2 separate regions of the Homo sapiens genome follow, and region 2 is linked to region 1. Evidence: read pairs that join two places in POLR2A ChIA-PET (ENCODE). Cell type or tissue: PC-9. All regions are shown on one strand. Links, peaks and the distances in the headings refer to the core of each region. The heading gives the core; the rest is flanking DNA.

Region 1 (2,921 bases), core at 121-2,620:
TCAGAAAAATTATCACACAAACAAGAGGCCTTTAAGAATCTTCAAGGCTAAATTTCCCTTGATTGTTTAGCTGATGCTAACTTCAAGGTCTTTACCTTGTGGCTGCCTGCTGATCTCTCTAAGGTGGAGAATGCAGACTGATCAGTGCTGTGTTAACACTTGAGAGGACTCTCAACTCTGATTTGCACTGATGCAAAGATTCTATTAGTCTTTCTTGGCCACTGTACATTCCTCTTTTTTCAGACATTCCTTTTGGGGGAAGGCAGCATGGGATGCAGAAAGAGAGTGGGTTTTGGACATTTCTCAAATCCACGTAACACTATTTATTTATTTTTACTTCTTTTTTTTTTTGAGATGGAGTTTTGCTCTTGTCACTCAGGGTGGAGTGCAGTGGTGCGATCTCAGCTCACTGCAGCCTCCGCCTCCCAGGTTCAAGCAATTCTCCTGCCTCGGCCTCCTGAGTAGCTGGGATTACAGGCACCTGCCACTACGCCCAACTAATTTTTGTATTTTTAGTAGAGACGGGGTTTCGCCACGTTGGCCAGGCTGGTCTGAAACACCTGACCTCAGGTGATCCACCCGCCTCGGCCTCCCAAAAGTGCTGGGATTACAGGTGTGGGCCACTGCACCTGGCTATTTATTGAGACATGTTCTCACTCTGTTGCCCAGGCTGGAGTGCAGTGGCACAATCACAGCTCACTGCAGCCTCGACCTCATGGGATCAAGCAGTCCTCCCATCTCAGCCTCCTGAGTAGCTGGGACCACAGGCGCATGTCAACCACACCCAGCTAATTTTATTTTTTGTAGAGACGGCATCCCACTATATTGCCCAGGCTGGTCTCAAACTCCTGGGCTCAAGTGATCCTCCCACCTTGAATTCCCAGAGTGCTGGTATTACAAGTGTGAGCCACTGCACCTGACCAACACGATTTATTTATTAACTGCTATAATGGACAAGTTACTAAGTTTCCTCATCAGTAAAACAGGAATAACAAGACCAGTTTCCATGGAGTTGCTGAGAAGATTAAAGATTATGTTTGTAAAGTATATAGCATGATTCTTTAACCCTTTTATCTTTCCAAACCACTCAGTTGCAGAACCCCAAGCTCCGATCAGTTCATGCATGTGCCTTTTCTTTTCTTCTGCATCCTGGCTGCTAGGTTGTACCGCTAGAAATGTGTGGTTCATTATCTTAGCTGAGATCTCAGTGCTACCCAGCAGTCATTCTATGTGATGTTAGTCAGCTTTCTTTCTGTCCTGTGGAGAGGGCAAAATTGTTGGCCCAGAAGAACTTGGTTCTATAGGTGTGTTTTGTTTTTCCTTGAGATAGTTTTTCTTTTCTTTTCTTTTCTTTTCTTTTCTTTTCTTTTCTTTTTTTTGAGACGGAGTCTTGCTCTGTCACCAGGCTGGAATGCAGTGGCGTGATCTCTCTCACCCTGGTTTCAAACGATTCTCCTGCCTCAGCCTCCCAAGTAGCTGGGACTACAGGCACGCATCACCATGCCCAACTAATTTTTGTATTTTTAGTAGAGACGGGGTAGGATGGTCTCGATCTCTTGACCTCATGATCCACCCACCTCGGCCTCCCAAAGTGCTGGGATTACAGGTGTGAGCCACCGTGCCCGGCCTGAGATAGTTTTTCAAATGTTGGGATTGGTTGTAAAGATTTAAAAATTAAGAGATTTCAAATGAAAGTTAAAATGTCTACCTTCTCTTGAAAAACTGGATGATCTGAAAACCTGGAGTGCCATGGCAGTCATTGGCTTTTCCTATAACACAGGCCATCTTTTCTAGTTTGCTGTGTATGGCTTGTGCTGGTCCAGTAGACTCAGTATGTTTCTCACTTGATCTCTGTGGGCATTTACTTTTTGGTTTTGTCCTGTAGACTCTACCTCCTTAAAATCCCTCAAACTCTTCAGTTCATGGGTTACTAAACTTTTTTGTAATTACATAAAATTATTTAATTAAATACAATTTAATAAACCTTAATAAAATTAAATAAAATTTAAAATTATTTTAATTAAATAAAATCTGTCACCTTCTCTCTATACTGAAGGCCCTTCTCCTTTCTTACCTGGAGTACTGGAATAGTGTCCCAACCCACCTCCTTATCTCTAGGGTTCTCTCTCTATAGTCTGTCTTCATAGTACTGGTAGCGTCATCTTTCTGAATTGTCATTGACTCACATCATTCTGTTTCAAATTCCTTATTGCCCTTCCACTTTGTACTAAATGAAGCTTAAACTCCTTAGCATGCTATTCTAGTTCTACATGATTGGGCCAGTACCTCTCCAGGCACTTAACCTCTCTGGGCCTCAGTTTCCTCCCATGGAACACGGGGGAAATAATTCTTGCCAGTAGGGTTATAGTGAGGATTAAATTTAAAATGCTTATAAAGCAGCAACACATTATTTGACACTTAGTAAGTATTCAGTAAATACTAGCTATTAGTAATATGATAATGCCATATTTTTGTTTTATGTTTTTCTGGACCCAGGCCTTCATATTTGCTGTCTCTTCTACCCTGAACTTCTTTACCCCTCTTTCCCTTGATTGAAATTCATCCTTTAGGACTCAGCTCATGTGCTACCCCCTCCTAGATACACTCCCTGACCCTCCATAATCCCATGGCACTTGTGCATACCTCTGGTAGCATGCCTTGCACATTGCAGTGAAGCGCTCTCTCTCTGTTAGCTTTATTGAGGTATAATTGGCAAATAAAAATTGTTTATATTCAAGATATATAATGTGATGTTTTGTTATACATACACATTGTGAAGTGAATACCACAATCAAGCTAATTAACATATTTCATCACCCCATACAAATGTCTAACAAATACATTAAAAGTTCCCCAGTATCACTAACCATCAGGGAAATGCAAACCAAAACCACTATGAAGGCATATCATTTCTTATCACT
Region 2 (2,921 bases), core at 191-2,690, 160 kb before region 1:
TTTGGGTTACCAGGAAGTGACTCTGAGAACAGCATTCAGGTTGTACAGTTGGGATCAACACCTGTAGAAAGAGAGGGGAAAAAAAGTGGGATTCAGCAAAGGGAGAAGTTTTAGAGGAGACAAATCAGTGAAACGAGTTTGCCTCCCCACGTTTCCCCAGTGTGTAGTTGAGACTGTTGTCTGAGCCAACACATGTTCACATTGTTCCCAGGTTCTCCCATCATGTAATGAGAATAATTCTATCATTTCTCACAAGGCGAGAGGGACACAAATGAAGAAAAGACCAAAACACAGAATTTGAAGCCAGTCTGCCTGGGTTCAAATCCCAGCTCTCCCTTGTACCATCTAGGTGATCTAGGGCAAGATGCTTGATCCTTCTGAGCCTCCATTTCCTCGTCCACTAAATGAGAATACTGTTACTAGCTACCGCACAAAGTTGTTGTGAAGATGAGTGAGGGATTATATGTAAAACACTGGGTGGAATGCCTGGCTCACAGGAAGCACTATGTGTTGGCTGTGGGACTGTACGGCCTTCAGTATTGAAGAAATCACTCATCATGCAACTCTCCTTCACTTATGCAACCACACACACACAACACCCACGTTACACACATACACATGCAACACGTGCAGCATACAGCACGTACTCAACAAAACATACACAGTACACATACATAAAGCAGCAAAGCCTTGTTTCATAAGTTGTCCTTTTTTTCTTTTTTTTTGAGAAGGAGTCTCGTGCTGTCGCTCAGGCTAGAGTGCAGTGGCGTGATCTCGGCTCACTGCAACCTCTACCTCCACCTCCTGAGTTCAAGCGATTCTCCTGCCTCAGCCTCCTGAAGAGCTGGGACTACAGGTGTGCACCACCATGCCCGGCTAATTTTTGTATATTAAGTAGAAACGGGGTTTCACCATGTTGGCCAGGCTGGTCTTGAACTCCCGACCTCAAGTGATCCACCTGCCTCCGCCTCCCAAAATGCTGGGATTACAGGCATGAGCCACTGCGCCCAGCCTCATACTCTGTTCTTTGTGTACTTTGTGGTTTCATTCCATTTTAAAGCCAAATCTCTGCTAATACACACCCATGATGCTCATTGTTCTTCCCCATTGCATGTCATTGTGACATCATGCAATGCCATGATAAGGCGATTTACCAATTGCACATTCTAATTGCTCTCAGAGCATAATATTCATTAGCAATTTTCTTTCATAAGCTTCTTAGCAATAATGTTTCCTCCAATGCAGTATAGCATTCAAAGGTGGAACTTTGGAGTCAGATGAACTTGGGTTGAAATCCTGACATTACTACTTACCAGCTTTGTGACTTGAGGCAAGCTGCTAAACTTCTCTAGCTATAACATTATTCTCATTTTATCAATCAGGAAACAAAGAACCAGAAAGACCAAATCAGTAATCGTGAGTCTCATATTGTTATCTATAAAAAAGCTGCACCTTGCAAGGAATGAAAAGATAAGGTGTGTACCACATTTAAATTGGTGCTTGCCACATGCTAATATATGCTAATAAAACATTTTGTAATGATAAAAGTGATGGTAGTGATGAATGGCTTATTTCTTTATTTTATTTTATTTGAGTCGGAGTCTCACTCTGTTGCCCAGGCTGGAGTGCAGTGGTGTGATCTCAGCTCACTGCAACCTCCGCCTCCCAGGTTCAAGTGATTCTCCTGCCTCAGCCACCCGAGTAGCTGGGATTACAGGCATCCACCACCACACCCAGCTAATTTTTGTATTTTCAGTAGAGACAGGGTTTCACCGTGTTGGCCAGGCTGGTCTCGAACTCCTGGCCTCAAGTGACCTGCTTGCCTCAGCCTCCCAAGGTGCTGGGATTACAGGCGTGAGCCACTGCACCCGGCCAATGGCTTATTTCTTTAAATAGAAAAAAGAAATGCATTGAATAAATCATTGACAGTTAATGGGACTCTCTGGTGATGAACCTGGGTTCTACCCATGCCTGGAGGCTCCAGGTCCCATAAGCTTCCACCCAGCATTGTGTTGTAACTGTACCATTTCCCTTCATGAAATTTGAGAGGTGATGTTTTGACATTATTTCATTTTGTTTCATTTCCTCTTGATGGGTGGGCTTAACCTGTTTCTCAATTTAGGCAGAGCAAAAGGGAGAAGTATTTTAAATTGCCATGATAGTCCAAGTTGGTCTTACCTTCAGGCCCCTGAGCACGAGCCCAAAATTCTCTCCAACTCTCCTACGGTATTTGGGTATTTTCCAATTCCTAGAAATGCCAGATATAAATAACCCTTTCCTTAGTTTCCTCCAAAACTCTCCCTTTCTCCTTTCCTTTTGCCTCTTGGCATTTGGGTACCATAACAATGAATTTTGAAATAATACTTTAATCACATTTTATATTCTTGGCCAGGCTCAGTGGCTCATGCCTATAATCCCAACATTTTGGGAGGCCCCATCTCAAATTAAAAAAAAAAAATTACATTCTTATGGTGCATTTCTGTTCACTAAATGCATTCATATCCACTCTTCACAGTTGGCAGTAAGGAAGATAGTGTAAGTTCCATTTGATGGATGATACAGCTGAGGTTCAAAGAGGTGAACCCACGTGCCCTCGATGCTGGCCTTCAAGCCAACACCATTTCCTGCTGCAGCAAGAAGACAGTCTTTACTGACAGACACATTTATTTTTATTATGGTAAAATATACATAACAAAGTTTACTGTTTGAAACTTTTAAAGTCTACAGTTGAGTGGCATTAAGTACATTCGCATTGTTGTGCAACTCTCATCACCATCATCTCCAGAATGTTTCATCTTCCCAAATTGAAACTTCATACTCATTAAATACTCACTCCCCATTTTCCCCTCCCCTCGGCCTCTGGCAATCACCCCTCTACTTTCTGTCTGTTTGAATTTGACTACTCTAGGAAGCTCACATGA

What was found. Peaks named below come from ENCODE experiments on the same cell type or tissue, not always from the same donor. Only the 100,000 strongest peaks of a DNase experiment are listed, where the experiment ranks them.
Region 2: POLR2A ChIA-PET joins it to region 1 with 8 read pairs; 5 of 35 experiments call an interaction of 5 or more read pairs at or near these places.

Annotation. Positions count from the first base shown.
Region 1 is chr14:75,155,371-75,158,291 of GRCh38, reverse strand. All of the region lies in intron 1 of TMED10 (transmembrane p24 trafficking protein 10), which reads left to right. Among named protein-coding and RNA genes, the nearest start is that of TMED10, 20 kb to the left of the region's middle. In PC-9, for the core only: no CTCF peak of the experiment used is centred there; a DNase peak (open chromatin) is centred at 1,155.
Region 2 is chr14:75,311,670-75,314,590 of GRCh38, reverse strand. No RefSeq gene overlaps it. Among named protein-coding and RNA genes, the nearest start is that of LINC01220, 19 kb to the right of the region's middle. In PC-9, for the core only: no CTCF peak of the experiment used is centred there; no DNase peak of the experiment used is centred there.